2 separate regions of the Homo sapiens genome follow, and region 2 is linked to region 1. A link is a loop called in an ENCODE intact Hi-C map of the cell type or tissue named here. Cell type or tissue: prostate gland. All regions are shown on one strand. Links, peaks and the distances in the headings refer to the core of each region. The heading gives the core; the rest is flanking DNA. Region 1 overlaps MAMLD1 (mastermind like domain containing 1). Region 2 has its middle 8.0 kb from the start of MTMR1.

Region 1 (12,096 bases), core at 8,737-11,236:
ATTATTAATCCCTTTTGCAGATGAGAAAATTAAGGCACAGAAACGTTAAGTAACTCTCCCACAATTACAAAGCATGGAAGTGGCAAACCCATAATTCAAGTCTAGACTCTCTTTTTCCAGAGCCTGGACTCTTAGCCACCATGCCAAAGAGCTGTGCTGTCCACTGCTGTAGCCAGCAGTCACATGTAACTATTTAAATTAATAAAAAATTTAAAAAACAAGAATTCAGTTCTTCATTTTTACTAGCCACATTTCAAGTGCTACACACTTCATGTGGCCAGTGGCTACCATATTGAACAGCACAGCTCTAGAGCATTCTATTCTTTCTGGGATGATTCAGCATCAACTCAGGAAGTTCTGTTGGATGGTGATGCTTACAGAGATTCTGTTTCTTACAAAATCTCAGACTTCAGTTGTACAGCTTTCTTGCATTGTTATTAATAGATGCATACTTATGATATATTGAAATCCCATTTGCACTTGGCCAAGTAGGGTAATGGCAAGAAAAAAGCCAAGAAGCGTGACTTACATTACGTTTTCCTGTTTCCCCGGTGCATTATTTCAAATTCACAAAGTTGTCTCCTATCACCTCTCTTTGATATGGGGCAGGAGGCATTCATCAACTTGCCCAAAAATCCAGGTTCTTCCACATGTCTGCCTTCACCTCTTTGGGCTATCTGGATAATATTTAGTGCTCTAGCATAGTAACCTCACAAGTGACTTGAACAACGGAGGTTGGCTTCTGAAGTCAGTGAGCCACAGAGGACCTTGGACTCTGAGCATCTTTGACACACTCATCAAGTCTCCAGTTCGCTTTCTTGGGTTTTCTCTGCTCATTTCTGTTACATGGTTAGTAAAGGCCAGGGAAAGAAAAGGTGTTGAGGATCCATTACCTTAATTCCAGAATGATTAAGTCAAGAAACCTACAAGCTCTCAGAAGCCAGTGGAATTAGAGTGCACTACTATAACCTTGCAAATGTGCATATGCCTCCTTCCGAATCACCAGAGTGGAGATTGGGCCAATATCCAATCTCGTCAATAATTTATAAAGCCAGAGCATTCATCCACTTCTTGCAAAGCAGCTGAATATCTATGGGGGTTAGTCATAATCTGAGCTCCTTGCACCAGAGCCATTTGAGCTACAGAATAGCACAGAGTGTCACAGAATAGCCAAAAGTGCAGAGTTATTTCAGTATGAAAGAAGGAGGAGCACCTGACTGCTCCTCGCCATGTGCAGAGGAGGAGCCCATGCATTTCCAAACCCAGGGGTTGCTTGGTTTCTAGCTTGGTTTCTGTCTGTACCCCATCTTGCTATTGTGTGACTTGAGTAAGCCCATCTCCACTTCCTCATCTTATTAGCTAGGAACAATCTATCTCAAATTCACATGTGCACAGAGTTCAGTGCCCAGCACACTAAAGCATGTTCAGTAAATATGTTAGCTGATGTTATTTTCACCATATGATTATGATCACTCTCTGTTCTACTGATGGGTTTTATAAACCCACCAGCATTGAAAAGAGATGAGTAGATGTGCTAAAATGAGAGTAAAGGCTCAGTTTATCATTGGTGTTTATCCCAAAAAAAAGACTAGCACAATGCTCACCAGATTATAATCTCCCAAGTGCCTAGAACATCATGCCAAGCTAGTAACATAGTAAAGTTTATTGAATTTTGCAAGTATTTGCTGAGCCCTTTGCCTGGGCTAGATACTGTCGGGGCACCAGAGGGATTTAGAGATGATTAAGACTTGGCCCAGCAAGAATGTTCAGTCAGCCAAGGGTATTCAGCCACAGGAGCTGGACCTGGAAAGAGAGGCAGAATTTCCAGGGTGGAGGAGCTTCATCTCGAAAGACACACAGAATTCCCAGAGTACAATCATGGAGAAAGGGCATTCCAGGCTTGGCAAACCAAGGAGCACAAGCACAGAGGGCCGACCACACATGGCAGCCTGTCTGGAGAGCTCCAAGGAGATTGGTATGACTGGGGGTACGTGACATTATGGAACGCAAAACCTGGCTGCTGAGAGGGTGGATGTGCTTGCACTTGCATCTCTAGTCTTGGTGCGAGCCATTGGAGGATTTTTCAGGGGAAGGGAAACTGGGCTGACCTGGTTCCAGCAAACTCTCTGACAATCATGAGAAGCCCAGGGTCCAGGGGGATGAGTAAGTGTGACCTCCAGGAAACGGGGCACCACTATCAGACTCTATCTGTCCCATGGCTTACTTCTGTGAGATTCGAAATAGTGTAGACCTTGTCAGTCCATGAGCTAGTAATTATGCCCACCAATTACTGATTTATTTGCCTTTCTGAGATGTGCAGTGATCCCAAGGACAAAGATGGATTTACCTTATGTTTAGAAACTTCTAGAAGTTGAAATGTTCCTAACAACCTTTCCTGTGGAGGTTGTACCTCACACTTAGAGTGTGTGATAAGCAGTTTCTTTTCCTAATTAAATAAAATGGAGAAAAGACACAAGCATCAGCTATAAAGCTCCCAGTCAGTCACAGTCAAGAGACTGAATCTCATCTCTTTTATTTATTTTTTGTGTTAACTGGGGATTGCATTGGTCTGCACAGTGCTTGCTCCCATCCTGCTCCACTTGATTGAGTGGCTCCAGGCCCCCTCTTGATTGCTGCTGAAATAGAACTGCCCACACTGTCGGGGTATCTTCCGCCGCTGGTCATTTCCATGTGCCATCTGCAGTTTTTTCTGCCTGATGGACTACTGAGGCACTGCGTATGTTATGCTGATGGGGGGTCCTGTTTCTTGACCCATCACTAATATCTTGCAAGTCACAGGAAGCTACCAGGGATTCCTGAGCAAAAGCTTAAAATGCTTCAGTTCTCTACAAATAAGCCCCATTCATTGCTTTTAGAGTGTGTTATCATGGAGCAGACAAGTAATCAGAACCTGAGTAATATTTGCATATTGAGGTCTTCAAAACTCCAGTGTGGCTATAAAATGGTATTTAAAGTTATCAAGGAGCTAGGTATGCAGGCAGAAAGAACTGTCCATTGTAGAAAGCAATGCCTCTGCTCATGTCCCAGATAACCTTGCTCCAAGGACAAACTGGAGCTTGATAACATGAAGCTGCAGATGGCCGGTGAGCTCAGCTCTGTACTCACTAACCACCCCATGGGAGGGGCACTGAGCCCTCTATGGTTGGCATAAATCCCATTAGAATGGTAAAGAAATCCTTTTCACAAGTACATAGAAATCGCTTGCTAAGATTTCATGGGTTTTCTTGACTTTGTTGTTTTTGTTTGGGTTTTAGAGGGTGGGCATGAGTCATCTCTAAAACTGTTCAGGTAGTTAGGTTGTCTTCTTATTCCCATTTTTAAGTATTTATAATTTGTTCTTAAAAATTTGTCCGGAGGTCCACACCTCCCCTTGGAAAACCTTGCCTGTACTTTTCTTAATGGCACATTTTAAGTTTCTATGTTTCAAAACTTGCTTATCATATAACATGCTAATGACTAAACACATGCACACCTCCACACCAATGCAAACGACATGTGGGCTTGGGAACGAGGCAAGCCTGGGTTTGCATCCTGCTCTGCCACTAGTGGGCTGTATGATTTTGGGCAACTTAGTTAACCTCTCTGGGCCTCATTGGCCTCATTTGTAAAATAAGGGCAATAATAGTCCCTTTCTCATAGATGGCTATTTATACAGATCGAATAAGACCAAATATTTAAAGAACCTGGGTTAGTGCCTAAAGCACAGCAAATGCTCAATAAATTCAGTGGTGGCAATTTTTATTGTTATTTCAAATATTACATCAAAATATCTACTGAACTATTATCCATTGCAAAGACTTGCCCACAATAGGTGCTTAGTAAGTGTTTATTGCAATAAGTTGAAGTGATTCCAACTATGTAGCTTAGATTTCGGGTATGAGTGTTTCCTTCTCCACTGGGATGTTTGCTAATGGACATAGATGATCACTCACAGCTCAGGTATTAAAAGCAGGAGAGTAGAGGTGTTCCTTCATGTAGAAAGAAGAGCAACTTCTCATCAAGGCAGGCTTCCAGCTGGTCCTTTGGACACCACTGTTGCTAAGCACTTGGTGTGCTCGTCAGGGTACCAGGGCTCTTAGCAGCCACCCATTTGCGTTTTGCAGCTTTTGCTGACATGGATATCAAGTATGAAGTTATTTTAATTGCCTTTGGCTGAAAAAAATGGGTCATATGTTCAATATGTTCAATTCTGGTGAAATCCCTGTCTTCTAAAGCATGATAGAAAGGGGAGGTCCCACCCACACACAAGTCCTAAAATCTTGGGGCCCTAGTGGGGTATAGTTCAACAAGGGCTGCAGCTCAGGACGTGGTTGTTGTGAGATTTACTCGTGACTGTTTGGTTTTGCACTCACCATTTGGTTTTGCAGATTCCTCAGCGTGTTCACACACACATACCTACAAACCAGTTTAGAGTTGTGTGCTCCATTGTGGGGGGTGGTCACTGGGGTGGGGTGGGGTAGGGTGGGATCAGGCTTGGTCAAAGTCATTGCTGATGAACCAGCTATCTGACTTAGCTTTGTTCCCATTTTCAACAAGACAGTGATTTCTCAAGCCAGGGGAGTCTTCACATGAGATCCATGGATGGGTATTAAGTGGTCCAGAAAACCCCCCCAAATTAGATGTAAAATGTTGGTGGGCTGGAAAGGGGGAGACACCATAAGTGCTTTTTCTGTGGAGAGAAACCATAGCTTATAACTGGTTCTCAAAGAAGTCTATGACCCAAGACAAGCTAAGATCACAAAGCTGTTTGGTTTCGTTCCACCAAAGCAGTTGGTGGGTATAACCACAACACCCAGATGACCCAGCTAGACACTCAGGGCAGTGACAAGATCAGTCAGAACCATTTTGTGGCCAAGCAGCTGATGGATTGTTCAATCGGTTGTTGTAGACTCATGTAGACAAAGCCTGCAAGCTTGGGGAAGCCAGGCACCCCCAGGTCAGCCTCGGGCGACAGCCCCCGTCCTGCCAGGCCCTGGGGAGTGAGTCCTTCCTGCCCGGCAGCTCCTTTGCTCATGAGCTGGCCCGAGTCACCTCCTCGTACAGCACCTCAGAGGCAGCGCCCTGGGGCAGCTGGGATCCGAAGGCCTGGAGGCAGGTGCCCGCTCCACTACTGCCTAGCTGCGACGCCACAGGTAAGTCACTTCCCCCTGAGCCTCGCTTTCCTCATCTGTCAACGGGGCACAGTCCCCTGCTCAGCCTGCCCGCCTGCCTCACAGGGTTGTTGGGAGGAACACAGGAGGTGACAGCTCCGAAGGTAAAGCTCTGTCCACCCATGAGGGACTTCTAGTGCTTCCTGGGCCTGCTTGTTCTCTACTTTCTGCCCGGCATTCTTTGGCAAAGGGACAACCCAAGCAAGCAGAGTGCTCCAGGTGCCTCAGCCCCACCTCCAGGGAAATGAGTGGGGGATTGACCAGGGTGCAGCTGCTCTCTCCCTCAGCTGTATGCCTTCCAGTACCCCGTTTCCATACCTACCTGCCTGTCTGTCCCTGAGGCCAGACTGGGAACCTGAGGGGGACAGGGGCTGTGCTTCTGCACCTCCGAAGCCCTGCACCTGATACCTGCCTGCTTGGCACCTAGTGGGTGCTCGGGAACTGCCTCTCCTGCCAGCCATCTGCTGTGGATTCCAAACCCCGCCCAGGACTCCCACACCCTAGAGGCAGGAAGTTGGATTGCCCTGCTGGAGGACTGGCAGTCTGGGTAGTACAGGCAGAAGGAATCCAAAGCAAGCTTGTCCAAGAGGCCTGTGAGTTGGGATCATCCTCTAGATTCTAGAGTCTAGAAGGAATGGCTTGACTTGCCCCCAGAGTCGCATCAGTGGTCATGAGAGCAAGCGGATGGACACCAGCCAGAGGGGACCTTTGCAGAGAATTGCATCTGGTGCATAAAATATCAATGTGCACAGGATGTCTGCACTATCTGCAGAGAAAACTGGAGACATGAACATTTTCTAAGTGATAGTGATCAGAAGATGGTCATTAAGCTGAAAGGGCCTCCCAGGATTCTGGCCTTTAATGGAAATTCGGCTTTGGTATGTACAGCCTTGTTCTCTTTATCCTGCCTGCCCTGGCCTGGAAGAACAAGCAGTGCTTTCCTTTCAAGGGCTATTGATTTCTCTCTCTCTCAGAGTCACAGAGCTCCTCAGCTGTTCACTCTTCAGCTGAAACCAGAGAAATCTTGTCCAGCACAAAGCTGCCAGGGAAACAGAATTAGCAAAACGGACGTCGTCCCCTCAGGATGTCGCTGTTTCCACCCTGGTCTGCCTTGCCTTTCCCTGTCTTTGGAAGCCACAGATGAAAGGATATCAGCTAGCTTGCCTTGAGAATTATTGTCCCTCACCTATTCTCTCTCTTCTCAAGCCAACAGCTTTCACCCAGCAGTGAAGTGGCAGAGCAGATTTGTGGCCCCAAATCTTCTCTAAGAACCTTGGAAATTGGCCCCACCTGAGGGCCTTTGAGGGTCAGGCCTGGCATCCACTAAATCCTCCCTGTCAACACAGCCACTTTGTCAGTCCAGCCTGTGAGTCAGTGCGAGACAGAGGATGCAGGCACCACAGGGGAAGAAGAAAAGCAAGCTGGAAATATATTTGTTTCCTTTGCCCGGGATCATTCCCAGCATCTAAACCAAGTTCTTCCCAGACCGGCCAAGACTGAGGAGGAGTCAGAATAGAGTTTGCAGCAGTCATAGATCATGTGGGAAGACAGAAAACAAAGGGTAAAAAGAATTTCATATACAGATCTCTGCCGTTTGCTTTCAGTGGCATTCATTTTGTGAAGCCCCCAGTGACAGCTTCAGACCAGTTCAAACCTGAGGGCAGCATCATTACCATGGGTGAGGTCTCTAGAAGGGCAAGGAAAGACCCCTAACATAGAAAATGGTGTGGCAGTTTCCAGTTCCCCATTGGGGTCCCATGACTTGACCTTAGGTTTCTGCCAGCACCTGCCCACCCTCCATCCCTTCACCCTACTGGGTGGTCATTAGAACATTATCTGCTTTGATTGATTTACTTGTGTCCATAAGAGTAGAGACACACGGTGTTATCCCCATGCCCGGAACAGAGCCTGGCCCATAGTAGACCCATGACCATGTTTGTTAACTGAGTGACAGAGGGACTGACTGGACTGTCATGTAAGCAATACCTTCCCGTCAGGGTCTTGGGAAGGTAGGTTCAGGGGCCCCAGAGTTACTGTGGCCCGTATCCCTCTGGCTGCATTCTGGGCAACGCAAAAGGGCAGGTGTTCAGTGGGTTCCACCCCAGATCTCGGCGTTAACAGTCCACTGGGAGAAGTGGCCCAATTCGTGCTCATTACTCCCAGTGGTCCTGCCTCCCTGCAGGCATTCTGGAGAAGCTGAGTCACAGGCTCTGAGAGTTAGGGGGAACTTAGGAAACAATCAAAACTTGCCTGCCATTCATTTTAGGAAGCCGTTGTAGTTTCTGAGGGACGACTAAAGGGAATTTTTTCCTAAAAGCATCCATCCGTCCTCCAACTAGGCTTCAGATAGCAGTGTGTATGTTGTCACTATCTATGGGCCATGGCCAGTCAGAGCCCACGGGTCTCAGGGGGCTCCACCCATGTGGGGGTGGGGGTCCCCACAACTCAGATCTTGAATGTGTGGTGGTCCCATGCAGTATACTATCTTCCTGTCATTGCAAAGGGAAAGTCAGAAGGGTGAACGAGTTGTTTCTAATTCTGGCTTCCAAACAGTACAAAAGAAGGTTTTTTTCCTTGTGGAATACACTAGTGCTCAACCTTTGGGACAGATAGCTGAGCACCTTCTGCTGTGTGGCAGGCTGGCTCTCTGTGGGGGCACTCATGGAGCAGTGTCTGCTGGAAAAGGAGACAGGAGTTCCCTAGCATGGAGGGGTAGATAATCTCCCCGCTCCCTCCCCTCTTCTGTCCTCCCTTCCCCTTCTCCCTCCTCCTCTACCCTCCCCTTTTTCCTCTCCCCTCCCCTTCCTCCTCCTCCTCTTCCTTCTCTTCCTCTTCTTTATTCTCTCTCCCTCTCAGTCTCCCCTTCCCTCCCTTCCTTCCTCCCTTCCTCCACATTCTTTATAAAACAAGGCTTTGGATCCATTCACTGCCATCCCCCAGAAGTCTTGTCATTTGAATTCTTGTCTGAGTCAGGATGCTCTCCTCCAAGGGCTCATAGGGCAAGGAACTTCAGCCCGAATCCGGCTAAAATCCAGGAACATTTTGTGGGCATCTGTCTCAGTCCCCGAATCGTTTGTCCTCTGCCTTTCCCCCGTTGGAGTCCTTTTGCCTGCTTAAGTGGTTGAATTGGTAATGAGATCATTCTTCCCATGCAGTGGTGAGAAAGCAGCACTCAGGTGATTGCACCTGGGTAAACAGGAGACATTAGCATGTGGTAGCTGGTGAGTGAAGCTGGTGCAGTGCCTGGCGTGGGCTCAGTTGTGCCAGCAGGCAGTGGTGGAGTTTGGGCTCTTTCCCCTCTCTCCTGCCCAGCACACAACCCCCAGGGACAGGTGGGGGCTTTACAGCTCCCTGGCGTCAGCCTAAAGCTTCTAGAAAGGCATCCCCAGGACTTCCAAGGTTGCCATCTTGGCTGAGACTGTCTGTGAATGTGGTCCCTTGTCTGACAGTGGGGGCTGGGAGGGGTGTGACAGAGGAAGAGCTGGGCCTTAGTTCTCTGGGGGTCACCATGAGAGAAGCACACCTGGGCTTGCATAGAACTCAGTGCTGCTTGTCAGTGTCACCTGGCACAACAGGACGTAGTGCCACAGTTGCAGCCCTAGAAAATTTGACGACCCCTTCATAGCTTTGTTTATAAAAGGCCACACGGCCTAGGCTGTCCTTCATAAGAGAGCAGAAAGCGAGTGTCCCAGTCACTAAGCAGCAACTTTCAGGCACGGTTTCCTCCTGGTCACTGAAACCATTTGTCATTTCCTGTTTTCTCCATTTTCCAACGATTCTAATTGTCAGTGTCAAAAGGCAACAACTGTTTTCTTGGGGCTTATCTTTGGAGCACATTGATTCAGAACAAAGGATGGGAGCCTCCATCTGCAAAACAAAGGAAGCAGCCTCCTCGGGAGGCCTGGAGAGAATGCTCTGGCTCCTTTGGCCAGGGACAGCAGGACCAGCATAGGAGCAGAGGACTGGCGGTGCCTCTGGACACTGCCGTAAGGTGAAGAGACCATGGAGGACCGTCGCTTGCTGGTGGCACCCCAGACTTGAAGATCCTGCAGAGCTGGCCACCGGCACCCAGGCTGGGTGTCAGCAGCGCTGTGTGGCCTTGGCAGTTTCCATAGTGATAGGCTGGCCAGCTTTTCCATTAGACTCCGGGGTCCTCTGGAATGTGTGCTTCCCGGGATGAAGACGCCCCAGCACCCGCTGAAGCCTGCCCTGCCCCGGCGTGGCCTTTCCTTTTGTCTGGCACGCCCCTGGGCTTGGCTTTCTCTTTCCGTCCCTCCCTTCGGACTTTACCGCACTTCCCCTGCTGTTTCCTTAGTCACACTCTCCAGCCTCCATCTGCCCCTGCCCCTGAACCCCTACCTCTGTACAACTGTGTTATTTGATGAAACTAATGCAGCAACCGGTGGGGATGGAGTTAAGGACCGTTTAGACCTAGCCAGCCACGCAGGAATCTGTCCCCAGAAGCAGCGGAAGCACCTGGTCTGCAGTTAGGAGATACTGTACTTCTTAGCCGTGTCACCTTGGGCAAGTCATTTAACCTCTCTGAGCCTCTGCTGTCACATCAGTAAGCTGGGGACTGTAGATCTTCTGCCCTGATGTCCTGAGACTGGTACAAGAAGAGCCAAAGCGAAAGGACTGCCTTCAGAAATGGCTGCCAACCCTGACCATCTCAGGCAGATCCGGATGGTGTGGCCTTGGGCAGTGGTCATGTGACCCCCATGCTCCTCAGTGTCCACATGGGGTGTTGCTAGATGACATAAAATAATGGGTGAGACGTGCTCAGTATAATGAGAGCTTGAGAAGGCAGATCCCACCCCCCATCCCCACCCCCACCCCTTGCCGCCTTGCCAATGCTTTGGCAGGGAGAGGGCAGCTCCATAGGGCAGCTGAGAAACAGCCCCTCACTGCCCACACGGCAGCTCCAGTGGAGGGGGAGGCAGGGACCAGGACAGGAAGCAGGCTAAGGGCGGGATAGAAAAGCAAACCCCAGTCTGGTGGAATCGCTTCTGGTGTAGTCTTCCCGGTGCCATGTGTTTGTCCTCTCTGCCTTGGCAGGAACCAAGGCCAGGAACTGCTGCCAGGCCTGAGAGCCGGGCACAGTCCCAAGCACTGGGTCGCTACCCCGCCCCACTCCCACCAGCCCCACTGAGTGCAGAGAAGGGTTCCCAGAAGCCCTTTGCTGGAAAAGCAGGCACTGCACGGGCAGCCCGTGTTGTAGAGGCAAGTCCTCTGGCATCTTCGGGGGGACACAGACCAGAAAGTGGACTTGGAGCTTGTGCTCCCAGACAGAGCTGCCTTGGTGGTTGAGAAGGGGAGAGAGATGGCAGCAGTTGAGCAGAGATGGCCGGGCTCCCCTCACTGTGTGGGGTGAGGCTTCAAGCACTGGACTGGGAGTCAGACCTGGATCCGAGTCACAACCTGACACCAACTGGCTGAGGGTCTCAGAGCAAGTCATGCCTTTTCTGGGTCTGGGGGCCTTCATGTTATTCCCTCCTGGCTATGTTCTTCCCCTTTGCTCCTTGAGCCGATCCCAGACTGAGTGCTGAAACTGCGGCCTTGAAACTTGGCTCGCTCCTCCCCCTGCCCACCCAGCCAGCTTTCAGATGGAGACAGGAAGCTCCTCCCAATTGCCTATGCTGCAACTAGTCAGGAGAAGGGCGGGAGGTTGGCAGTAAGTGTTTGGCTACTCCCAGTGTTGGAGACTGTGTCCACCTGACCATGTGATCATCTGGCCGTTCATGCCAGGACCACCAGGAACAAGCCTCAGTCCTCTTCTCAATGTCCTTTCCCTATGACAGCCCTGCAGAGGCTAGGTATCCACCACTACATAGCCCACAGTCTGCTCTGCCCCAGCCACAGCATCCTTGGCTTGCTCAGCCATTCTTTGTCTGGGTAGTTTGAAGTCCAATCCCCACTCTCATTACTTACCATCCTCTGAATGCAGCCAGTCTGTCTGGGTCTCCCTGAGACTGGCATGCCCAGACTCCTGTGGGTATAGTCTGGCCAAGGCAGAGTTAGCATAGGACTGTCACCTCCCTCCTTCTACATACTCTGCTTCTATTAATGCAGCCTAATGTTACATTTGTTCTTTTGGTGACCGCATCTCACTGCTGACCCATCCTGAGCAGATGGACATCCAAAATGCCTAAAACTTTTTTCTGTGTGCTCTTGCTATTAAGTTCTGTCTCTCCTGCCCCATTCTATGCTGTTGCAGTTGTGTTTTTAACCCAGGTGCAGAATCTTACTTTATTTATACCTGTGGAATTTTGCTCGAGAGGGTGGGGCATGCATGCGAGTGTATGCTGGTGTGTTTATTCATGCTTTCTGCTGCACCAAAGCCAAGTCCTAGGTCCCCACGCAGCGATCCTAAGGCTAATTATTAATTGGTAGCTGTAATCTAATTTGTCTTTTTCATCTTCTGTTTAGCAAGAGGAACAGAGATCAGGTCTTATGGCAATGACCCCTGAACGGCAGAATGCATATATCTCCCAACAGATGAGTCCATTTGAAGGTAAGCAGTTAAGGCCAGTGTTCCCAAAGGGGTGGGCAAGGGGTGCATATGTGGAAGTGGGGTGAGAATTCATTTCAGAGTAAGCAGTTACTGTGCTTCTGAAAGCATTGAGAAAGAGGAGATCTGAAAATCAGTTAAATAATTCATCCAACTCTAAGAGCAGGATCCCAATTGAAGGCCTGGTCTAAATGACTCCAAAATCACCACTTAATTCAAGAGACTGATTTCCCTGAGTCAGGCCCCTTAAAGCAGCTATTTCAATGGGACAGGGAAACAACCCTAGGATCTGGATTAGAATCACTTGGGGGCTGCCACACCCCCAGGGCTCTGATCCTGCCCTTCTCCCACACGCACATTCACATACTGCTGCAGTGACCTTCCATTTCTAATGGGTTCCTGGGCCATCTGTCAGGT
Region 2 (12,096 bases), core at 3,334-5,833, 180 kb after region 1:
AAGCAGCTAAGGGGTGCAAAAGGCCGGAAGCGCACCCAGTTTGAGAAACTATTATTTTGGCACCAGGGTCTGCTTTAGCACCACTAAGCTGCAAAAAGATGCGATGGCCTGTGTTCTAGGTCCTAGGGCAAGGGCCGTGTAACAGTGAAGAGAAAAGAGAAACTGAAGAGGAATAGCCCCACCTCCTGCAGTCATTTATTCAACAAGTACCTGTGAGCCCTATCAGTTTAAATGCGACTTGATTATGGCACTCTTCCCCAGTGCCCCTCCCTTCAATACTATCTTAGGTCCCAGCGCTCTATGCTCCCTCAGGGCCTTATACCTCTCCTACTATTGCACTTGCCATACTTTGTTGAAATGAATGTCTTTCTTTTTCACTGCACTCTAAGCTGCCTTGTTTTTAGCTACAATGCCCAATAGGCTGCCTGGCACATGGTAGGTGCAAAATATATATATTTATTTGAATGCATGAATTAGTGAGTGAATGCACGAAGGGTACACAAGAGTGGGATTCTCTTTCTAGAGGGTTTGCTATAATGAAAGGTGAGAGTGGGGGGAGGGGGAGGATAGCATTAGGAGATATACCTAATGCTAAATGACGAGTTAATGGGTGCAGCACACCAACATGGCATATGTATACATACGTAACAAACCTGAACGTTGTGCACATGTACCCTAAAACTTAAAGTATAATAATAATAAAATTTAAAAATAAATAAATAATAAAAAAGATTGACAGTAAAAAAAAAAAAGAAAGAAAGGCGAGAGATTGGATAATAACTGTTGAGAAATGAGACAGACAGAATGGGCTTTTGAAAGGAAGAGACTTTCTTGGGATCATACATCGGGAAGAAGCCAGTGGCGAATGAGAGATTGCATAGAGAAGAGGGAGCTGTTACCTGATTGAACAAGGCCTCAGAGTGGGGAAGAGCCCAAGGACACAGAGGGGGATTTGCTTTGCACAACAGAAAGGACTCCTCTTCCTCAGCAACTAGAGAAGAGGAGGGTGGGTGCAGATGAAGAAACACTGATGGAGGGAATAATGGTTCCTCAAAGATGTCCATGTCCTAATCTCCAGAACCTGTGAATATGTGAGGTTACATAGCAAAGGGGAATTAAGGTAGCAGATAGAATTAAGGTTGTGATACTAGCTGACCCTTATATGAGGAGATCATCTGGATTATTGAGGTGAACCCAATGTCATTACAAGGCTCTTTAAAAGTGGAAGCTGGAGGTGGAAGAGACTTCAGAGTCATAGCCATGCCATGAGAGAAAGACGACTGGCCATGCTGGCTTTGAAGATGGAGCAAGGGGCCAGGAGCCAAGGACCGCGCAGCCTCTAGAAGCTGGAAAAGACAGGGAACAGATTTTTCTCTAAAGCCTCCAGAAGGAACACAGCCCTGCCCACACCTTGAGTTTAGCCCAGTGAGACCTGGGTTGGACTTTCATCCCCAGAAATAATAAATGATTAATATAATATTAATAATAATTAGTGAGATAATAAATGTATGTTGTTGAAGCCACTAAGCTTGGGTAATCTGTTACAGCAACCATAGGGTATGAACACAAGGGGGAATTTGAGGGAGTTCATGCCTGATTACCTCGACGTTCTTACACACTCCCACTATACCCACGATAGCAGAGGCCTGTAAGGAAAACTGTTTGGCCCAGAGCAGAGGAGAGGGAAGAAGATTCAAATGTCCCTGAGAAGTGGTGCTCACTAGCAGGCTTTCCAGTATAGTTCAAATTCACTTCACCTCAGTAGTTCAAAAATCCTCAGGCACCAGTCTTGTGGTGCCCCCAGGTGCCTGGTGGAAGCAAATGCTCTATGGAGGAACACACCTTTATCGCAGCCTCTAAGAATTCTCGCAAATCATTTTTCAAAGAAATTGAACATCTCTCAGTGAAAAATAGCAGACAGAAAGCCTTCAGCGAACATCAATAGAAACAAAAAAGCAGAAAACGACTTGTAAGACTTCAGATTATTCAAATTATCAGACACAAGCAGTCATTCTGCTGCAGTTGGCTTATATAGGTTGGTCAGAGACAACTGTGAGCATCTCTTCCTAATTCTGTATTCAGTGATGTCAAGGTGGTACTTTGAAATCGGCCAAGCTGGGAAGAGTTACACCACAGAAATGAGCAAATGCTACAAATAAAGGCTTTGTCTTTCTTCAGAGAGCTGATAATTAAAAATGTACTAGAACATTGCTGGAGGCAGATTATAAAAATGAATATGAAAATTATCTTTAAAGAAATAAAATCTAGGTGATCTTGACTTTGACAATGAGTGTTTAGATATAAAGCTCAAACACAATCTTTGAAAGAAAAAATTAACAAAATGGGCCACATTAAAATTTAAAACTTCTGTGAAAAATACTTAAGAGAATGACAAGACAAGTTGCAGATTGGGAAGAAATCTTTGCAAAACACATATTCGATAAGGACTGTTATCCAAAATATAAAAAGAACCCTTCAAACTCAACAATAAACACAACACAATTTAAAAATGGCCAAAAGACTAACAGACACCTCACCAAGGAAGATCTACAGATGGCAAATAAGCATATGACAACATGCTTCACATCGTATGTCATCAGGGAAATGCAAATTAAGACAGCAATGAGATACCACTACACACCTATTAGAATGGCCAAATCCAAAGCACCAACGACATGAAATACTGGTGAGAATGTGGAGCAACAGGGCCGGGCGCGGTGGCTCACGCCTGTAATCCCAGCACTTTGGGAGGCCGAGGCGGGCGGATCACGAGGTCAGGAGATCGAGACCATCCTGGCCAACACGGTGAAACCCCGTCTCTACTAAAAATACAAAAAAATTAGCCGGGCATGCTGGCGGGTGCCTGTGGTCCCAGCTACTCGGGAGGCTGAGGCAGGAGAATGGCGTGAACCCGGGAGGTGGAGCTTGCAGTGAGCCGAGATCGCACCACTGCACTCCAGCCTGGGCGACAGAGCAAGACTCCGTCTCAAAAAAAAAAAAAAAAAAAAAAAAAAAAAGAGAATGTGGAGCAACAGAAACTCCCATTCATTGCTGGTGGGAATGCAAAATGGCACGGACACTTTGGAAGACAGTTTAGTTTCTTACAAAGCTAGACATAGCCTTACCATATGACCCAGCAACCATGCTCCTTGGCATTTATCCAAATGAATTGAAAACTTATGTCTAGGCAAATCCTTCACACAAACGTTTCCAGCAGATGCCCCATGTTTGTCACTTAGTTGCCACAAGTTGGTAGCAGTGAAAATCTTCTTCAATAGGTGAATGGGTAAACAAAACTATGGTACATTCAGACAATGAAATGTTATTCAGCACTAAAAGGAAATGAGCCTATCAAGCCATTAAAACACATGGAGGAAACTTAAGTGCATATTGCTAAGTGAAAGAAGCCAATGTGAAAAGGCTATATACTGTATGATTCCAACTATGTGACATTCTGGAAAAGGCAAAACTGTAGAGACAGTAAAAAGGCCAGTGGTTGCCAGGGGTTCAGGGAGAGGGAGGGAGGAAAAGAGGGAGGGATGAGTATGTGGAGCACCGGGGATTTTTAGAGCACTGAAACCAGAAACCATTGTTTATGATACTATAATGGTGGATACATGCCATTACCATGTATTTGTCAAAACCCATAGAATGTACAACACAAAGAATGAACCCTAATGTAAACGGTGGACTTGAGTTAATAATAATGTGTCAATATTGGGTCATCAATTGTAACTTGTGTACCACACTAATGCAAGATGTTGATAATAAGGAAACTGGGACGGGGGGTGGGGCGTACTGTGAGAGGGTATATGGGAATTCTCTATAATTTCCACTCAATTTTTCCGAAACCTAAAACTACACAAAGAAAGGTCTATTAATTTTTTTAAAGGCACCCCAGGTAATTTTGTGCAGCTGGCCCAGTGCCAAGTGTTTAGAAATGACTATTTCAGGCAATACCTACATATTGGTCAAATTGCATCCTTAAATAGATGTCATTGAAAGAATTAATCACTGATTACAGAGTTAGCTCCTTTTGGAAAGGTGTGTTGTATTGATTGATACTCTGGACATAAATAGGCTTTAAATGTAGAGATTTCTTTCTTTGGCCCTACACCTGTAGAAGCACTGCCTGGTAGGATTTCGTAGGAGGAATTCAATCATCAAGTGGGATGTGGATTGGAAATAGGAAGACATTAGATTAGCGTTTCTTTCAACCCAGTAAGTCTGTGAGTGTCCACGCCACTTATCAATGCATTCTCAGCTCCAAAGGCATCCTCCTTTAACTGCTCTGTGATAATGGAGATGGGCTTTGTAAATATTTCTTACCAGCTGGCATAATGTAAATCCTTGTCAGTAGAGGGCGCTAGAGAGAGAGAGACCAGAGGAGAAAAAAGTTTTATCTTCCAGATTCTGGGGTGCCTCATCTTTTTGCCTCCTCCAGAGCACAGCTTGCTTTCTCTGTTGCTGGGCTCCTATGCACATGCTTTCTTTTGAGCTAGGCCCATGCATGTATCATCCCAAAGAAAACCACGTCAAAGCATTTAATAATCAAACGCCCAAAGATCAAACATTAAGAAAGAATCCTAAAAGCAGTAAGAGAATAGAAACAAATAACATACAGTGGAGCCCAAATAAGTCCAGCAGCAGACTCTTCAGTGCAAACCTTACAGGCCAGGAGAGTGTGGCATAGCGTATTTAAAGTGCTAAAGGAATACAACTTTAATGCTAGAATAGAATATCCAGCGAAAATATCCTTTAAGCATGAAGGAGAAATAAAGATCTTCCCAGACAAACAAAAGCTGAGCGATTTCATGAACACCAGACCTGTCCTATAAGAAATGCTAAAGGGAGTTCTTCAATCTGAGAGAAAAGGATATTAATGAGCAATAAGGGATTATCTAAAGGTACAAAACTCACTGGTAATAGCACAAAGAAAAACACAGAATATTATAAGACTGTGTGGTGTGTAAAACACTCAAGTAGAAAGACTAAACAATGAATAAATCAAAAATAATAACTGTAACTTTTCAAGACATAGGCAATACAATAAGGCAAAGGGAAACAATAGAAAGTTTAAAAACAGGCAGATAAAGTTAAAATGTAGAGTTTTTATTAGTTCTCTTTTTGCTTGTTTGTTTATTTGTTTATGCAATCAGTGCTAAGTTCTCATCAGCTTAAAATAATGGATTATCACATAGTATTTGCAAGCCTCATGGTAACCTCAAATGTAAAAATATACAACAAATACGCAAAATGTAAAAAAAGCAAGAAATTAAATCATACCACCAGAGAAAATCACCTTCACTTAAAGGAAAGAAGGAAGGAAGACAGGAAAGAAGGAAGAAAACACCACAAAACAAACAGCAAACAAATTACAAAATGACAAGAGTAGTCCTCACTTATCGATAATAACATTGAATGCAAATGGACTAAACTCTGTAATCAAAAGACATAGAGTGACTGAATGGATGAAAAAACAAGACCCTACAAGAAACTATTGCTTACAAGAAACACACTTCACCTATAAAGATACACAAAGATTGAAAATAAAGAATGGAAAATATAGTCCATGCTCCTGCTTCTCCAATGGACTCAAAATCTCATCCAAGAAAAGCATTTATCTTTCTCATCCCTAAACACATCTGCACACCTCTCCTAAGACCTGATGGTTACTGTCTATAAATTTCAGCCTCTAATTACATCAAGTCAATTACTATGCTATTTCAGACTTAGAGAAATGGATAATCCATATATAATATCTGATGTTTTAACTTATATTTGAATGTGAATATCTCTAGCGTTTGAAAAATCTCTAACATTCAAACAAGAGTGTTAAAACTCTGCGCTGAAGGCCTTACAAAGCAGTCCAGCTTTGGAGTCCAGGTCTCCTGCTGCCCAGTCCACCCTAGGGCTGCAAAGCATCACTGCCCAAGCCCAGACTGAGTTGACGGCTGTCTGCATAGGTGGCAAAGAGACTGTGTGTTTTTCTCCCCACTTTTGGTGAGCCCCATGTGGTGGTGCTCAGGATGAAAAGGATCCCCCTAACTCCAGCTGACATCTACTTGGCAAGCAGGGCAATGGAAGGCTTCAACATTGGTTCTCAAAGATGGAGCCTCATGTACACAGTCCTTACTTGGCAGTCATATGTTATGGTCCTGGCACACAACAATGGCAACAAGAACAATGGCAACAACAACAACAACAGTGGGTCTCGGTTTTGTTTTCATTTTATTGGTCCATGCAACTCAAAACCTGTGACTAGGTGGTCTGAACTCACTGTCTCTCTTTTTGCCCTCCCAGACATTTCTGTCCCTTGGGAGTGCTCTCAGCAGAGTCCACACCACCTCCTTGCAGTCAAATCCAGGGAACACTTCTTTGTCTTACCAGATGTCCCAGCAACACTTGACACTCTGGATCACTCTTTCCATCTTAGAACTCTTGACTTTCTTGGCTCCCATGCCCCCTCTGCCCTGACTCTTTGCTTGTCTCTGCCAACCCCCCGAGCTCTTCCCGGGCCGCTCTTCTTTCACCTGCCCTGTCAGTGCCAATGATCTAGTATGTCTCCTTGGCTCACTTGTCTTCTCATTTTACATGTTTTCCCCAGGCAAATTTACACATTCTCATCAGGGCCAACTTCATGGGTGTTTGGCCTGTGCACTCACACAGGGCCCCATGCTTAGAAAGGCCCCATTCCTGATTCAATGCTTTCCTATCACCATCTGGAAATTTGTAATACTTTTGAACAAGGTACCCTGCATTTTTCATTTTGCCCTGGGCCCTACACATTACACAGCTAGCCAGTTCTGCCTCTCGAGGTTTTACACCTTTAGGCTGAAATCTGTAGCCCGGCCTTTCTCCTGGGCACCAGACCCATCTACCCCGTCACTCCTGGACATGTTACAGGCTCTTCCACTTCAAATAGCTTCTCTTTCTTTTTTTATTCTTTATTTTTATTTTTTAATCTCAGGGACTGGCATCACTTTCCACCCAGGCACCCAAGGTCAAGATTGATTCTGAAGACAATGTTCTTCCTTTGACTTCATTGACAACCTCATCTCCTGGACCTCCTCCTATTTTGGACTCTTCTCCCTCCTTTGCAGACCACTATATCTCAGCTGCTTGCTTAAATGTGGCTGCCTTAAGGGAATTTATCTGGGAGAAATTTATGTGTTTACTGAGTGGGGCAAAAAGTGTGTCTCTGAAATATGCTTGCCAGGTTGAGGCAAGTGGAGTCTCTGGAGCTTTGAGAGTATGAGGTCTCTGGACCGCAGTCTCTGTGTGAAGGTGAGCTTGACACTGCATTGTAGAGCACCTGTCATAAGACTGAGGATACAGGAATCTCAACATCAAAGAATGGTGGAGATGATGGGGGTGGTGAAGGCAAAAGCCTCCCGAGGCATCCTTTAGCCTTGCCAATAATTGAACTTGTGGCTGAGAACCTTCCAGATAACTTCTAAAGGCAAAGTTAAGTCATCTGTGGTGCTTTTTCTGTAGTTTATTGTTTTAGTCCATTTTCTGTTGCTTACAACAGAAGACCTGAAACTAGATAATTTATAAAGAAAATAAATTTTTTCTTACAATTCTGGAGGCTGAGAAGTCATAGGTCAGGGGGCCGTATCTGGTGAGAGCCTTCTTCCTGGTGGGAACGCTGTTGCATCCCAAGGCAGTGCAGGGCCTCATATGGTGAGGAAGCTAGGCGTACTTGCTCAGGCCTCTCTTCCTCTTCTTGTAAAGCCACCAATTCCACTCCCATGATAATCCACTAACCCATTCATAAGGGCAGAAGCCCTGCTCTTTTGAGCTGACACTACAAACCCTCCAAATGATGGGAACATTTCTCTGCAGTGCAGTCACATGTAATTCCATTGAGGATTAGCTTTGCTCAGTCCTAGCAAAATTATGTTTTTGAGAAATTTATTTTACAAGGGACGATCAGGTCCACTTTCATTTGCTTAATTTGTTTTCAAGAAATGAAAGTGATGATCCCAACCGTAGTTTCCAAATCGTGAAGCTGAAGGTTAAATTACAAAGAGTTCCTCTGTCCTCAAATTTTACGAAAATTAGCCAACTTTTTATTACCTCTCTTTCCTGAGTTCCTTTCCAACTGTCTACTGGACATCTCCACTTGGATACCCATAGGTACCCCCCAAGACTGCTATGCATTGTTGCACAGGTTGTGAAGTGCACAAGGGGGCCACATCTAAGGGGGACTGCTATGGTCTGAATGTCCCCAGTATTCACTTGTTGAAATTTGATCCCCATGGTGGTGGTGTTAAGAGTTGGGGCCTGCTGGGAAGTGATTAAGTCATGAGGGCTTGTCCTCATGAATGAGATTCAGTGCCCTTATAAAAGGGCTTAACAGAAGGTGTTCACCCTTTTACCTTCTGCCATGTGAGGACACAGCGTTTCTCCTCTCTGAAGAATGTAGCAACAAAGGCATCATTTTGGAAGCAGAGAGACCAGGCCCAGACCAGCGAGAGGTTTGATGTTTCACATCCCAGCCTCCAGAACTTGTGAGAAATAAATATCTATTGTTATCTATTGTTTCTAAATTACCCAGTCTGTGGTATTTTGTTGTAGCAGCACAAACAGACTAAGACAGGGATCCTTCAGAATGAGGTCCACATAGATTTCTAGGTCTATTATGGCAGTCTCTTGGCATATGGCAGCCAAAGGTTGAGCTTTAACAAAATTGGTTATACTATGACAATTTTATGACTAACAGAAGTCCAGTGTTGTTAGGAAGGGTTTTCTTTTTTCTAATATACACAAAGGCAACTTATGGGCTTGGACTTAGGGTGGGTCAAGCTCAACATGTCTAGAATGAATTCATCCTGGTCACTGACCTCTCCCACCTGCTTGTCATCTTGGATTCCTTTTATCAGTGGCTAATATCTCCTTTACCCAGTTTTCCAAGTCTGAAACCTCAGTGCCAGGCTTGGCCCACGTTGGCATCTCCTTCCCTCCTCACTTCATGTCCAACATTCCATCAGTCACTGAGTCCTGTCCAATGTTAGGGTTCATGCATCAGGTCTTCCTTGATTATGACAACAACTTCTTAACTGACCTTCTCACGGCCACTCTTGCCCCTCCAGTCCATCCTCCATCATGCAATCCTAGTGATCTTTCTGGAGTGGAAATATGATCAGTTCACCCCTTTCCAAGATCTTGCTGTGGCTCCTTGTCACCTCTAACAGGGTTTCTCAAAGTGTGGTCCTCAAACCATGTATATCAGAATCACTTGAGGTGCTTTATCAAATGTGGATTCTTAGCACCCACCCTAGCTAACTACTAAATTTTCAGATTCTCTGTGGTGAAGCTCATGAATCTGCACATTAATTGATGTCCCAAGTCATTTTCATGCGTGTAATTTTGAAAACTACTACTTTCTACATAAACATGGCATAAACATGCATAAACATGTCACAAACATGCAGCATACTCATATACATTTCCCACTTCCCCAGCAGGAACTGCAGAGTGCAGCTGGGCATTCAAAGGAGGCCTTTCCTGTTTCCTGGTGAGCATCACCACGGGCCTGAGAAGTCACTCTTCACCTTGCCTCCCACCACACAACTCCAGCTCCAGGTGGCATACAAAAACCATGTGCCTGTCCTCTTAGAGTGATTTCTAGGAATGCAGTATAGTCAGCCCAGCAACTATGACTAGACCCCCATGTGGGCAGAAGGGGGTGGTAGGGCCTGTGTGTGTTTGGAGACAATTCACCATGACTATCTCCGGTTTCAGCATGGTCAGGGTTCTCTGAGGAAATACATTTACAGCCACGTTAGTAAAGTTGGTATGAGGAGACATTCCAATCCAGGGTAGTAAATGTAAATCTCCACAAAGGACATTTGTTTACATCTGATCATTCATTCCAAGGTAACGAGTAATCTCTCTCCCTGCAGGGGAGAATGGGTAGGTCACTAGTAGCCAGAGTTTCCTGCGTTGGGGTTTTCTCTCCTGTGGTGTATCCCATTACATGTGCAGATACTATCTAGCCTCCTATTGGTCAAAGGCAGTTACAGGCCAGCCCCCATTCAAAAGGAGGGGAAATAGGTACCACCTGTTTTTGTTTTGTTTTGTTTCGTTTTGTTTGAGACGGAGTCTCGCACTGTCGCCCAGGCTGGAGTGCAGTGGCAGGATCTCAGCTCACTGCAACCTCTGCCTCCTGGGTTCAAGCGATTCTCCTACCTCAGCCTCCCAAGTAGCTGGGATTATAGGCATGTGCCACCACGCCCGGCTAATTTTTGTATTTTTAGTAGAGATGGGCTTTCGCCACGTTGGCCAGGCTGGTCTTGAACTCCTGACCTCAGGTGATCTGCCCACCTCGGCCTCCCAAAGTGCTAGGATTACAGGCGTGAGCCACCACGCCCAGCCGATACCACCTCTTAATGTAAGAGTGGCAAGGTTGCACTGCAGAACAGCATGCCACCCTGTAGAGACTGGGGTTCAGGATGCAGATCCAAGATATTGCTGTGGCTGCTGATTTTGCTGTGAATAATAAACTGTCTTTGTTTCGGATCCAGAGGCTTTATATTTTCTCTCAGAGTGTTAGAGTGTGGTGATCAACTAAATTTTCAGCTTGCTAGTAGGGTAAAATCTTAGATTATAACAGCTTCTGACCTACTACTGTGGAGTACCCTCCTTGGAGTGTGGCTGTGATTTGTGCATGGATTCCTATAGCTGAATGGGGAAGGGAGCTGAGCAGGTAGGGGATTACTTCTCTGGATCATTCATCAAGAGCAATGCTTGGGTGCTCTATTGCTGCACAAAAAATCACCCCAAAACCTAGTGGCTTAAAACCATAATTCATTAGTTTTCAAAAATCTGTGAGTCAATTGTATGATTCATCAGCTTCATGTGGTGTTGGCTAGGCCACCAGAATGACTGAAAGGCTTGAAATGGCCTCACTCACATAGCTGGCAGTTAGTGCTGGCTTCTGGCCATGCTGCCTGGGGAACTCAGCTAGGGCTATTGGCTGAGAGCTTTGGTTCTCTTCCATATGGGCCTCTCCCTGTGGCTGCTTGGGCTTCCTCAGAGTATGGCAGCTGACTTCCAAGAAGGAGTATGCACAGAAAGCAAACTGGAAGTTGCAAATCCCTTAAGGGTTAGCCTTGGAAATTATACAGCATCACCTCTGCTACATTCTATTGGTCAAAGGGGTTACAGGGCCAGTCCACATTCAAGGAGAAGGTAAACAGAATCCACCTCTTGATGTATGAGTGGTAAGATCACCTTGCAAAAGAGTGTGTGGGATGGGGGATATTATTGCAGCAGTCTTTGGAAGCACAATCTATCAAATGGACGTAGATGGGGGACTATACAATAGTATTTCTCCAAGTGCAGCAAGCCCCGCATCAGAATCATGGGAGCATTTGCTGAAAATGCAGACTGGGGCTGATTCTTGCACACTAACATTTGAGATCTGGTGAGCTGCAGAACAAAGCCCAAACTTCTTGGCCTACCACCAGTCCAGATCCTCACTTATCTTGTCTGACTTTATGCTCCAGTAACACTCGATTTCTTGGCATTCTCTTGCACATAATAAGCTATTTAACCTACAGATAGAGTTTGGATGTTTGTGCCGTCCAAATCTCATGTTGAAATGTGAGCCCTAATGTTGGAGTTGGGGCTGAGTAAGGGGTGTCTGGGTTGCAAACTGGATTGTGAACATCCTGAAGGTGGACCCCTCAGGAAAGGCTTTGTGCCCTCCCCGTGGTAATGAGTGAATCCTCGTTCTATGAGTTCATGCAAGAGCTGGTCGTTTGAAAGAGTCTGGTGCCTCCCTCACCTTTCACTTGCTCCTTCTCTCACCATTTGACATGCCTGTTTCCTCTTCGCCTTCCACCATGATTGTAAGCTTGCTGAGGCCCTTACCAGAAGCAGATGCCAGCACAATGCTTCTTGTACGGTCTGCAGAACTGTGAGCCAAAATAAACTTCTTTTCTTTATAAATTACCAGGTCTCTGGTATTCCTTTACAGCAAAGCAAAACAGATTAATATACCTACTAATCCACACCTTTGCCCATAACTGTGCCTTCTGCCTGGAATAACTTGACTCCTTTGCCTCATCAAGGATTTACTCATCT

What was found. Peaks named below come from ENCODE experiments on the same cell type or tissue, not always from the same donor. Only the 100,000 strongest peaks of a DNase experiment are listed, where the experiment ranks them.
Region 2: a loop joins it to region 1, with 2.7 times the contacts of the local background. A loop is called at or near these places in 2 of 110 quality-filtered maps.

Annotation. Positions count from the first base shown.
Region 1 is chrX:150,498,365-150,510,460 of GRCh38, forward strand. It overlaps MAMLD1 (mastermind like domain containing 1), which reads left to right. Exons shown (of 8, transcript NM_005491.5): 6 at 4,910-5,153; 7 at 11,598-11,682. The coding sequence ends at 11,638. It overlaps LOC124905223 (a long non-coding RNA gene), which reads left to right. Exons shown (of 2, transcript XR_007068346.1): 2 at 1-1,050. Among named protein-coding and RNA genes, the nearest start is that of MTM1, 64 kb to the right of the region's middle. In prostate gland, for the core only: no CTCF peak of the experiment used is centred there; a DNase peak (open chromatin) is centred at 10,237; H3K27ac peaks cover 1,677 bases.
Region 2 is chrX:150,679,383-150,691,478 of GRCh38, forward strand. No RefSeq gene overlaps it. Among named protein-coding and RNA genes, the nearest start is that of MTMR1, 8.0 kb to the right of the region's middle. In prostate gland, for the core only: a CTCF peak has its summit at 4,341 (motif pointing right); a DNase peak (open chromatin) is centred at 4,359.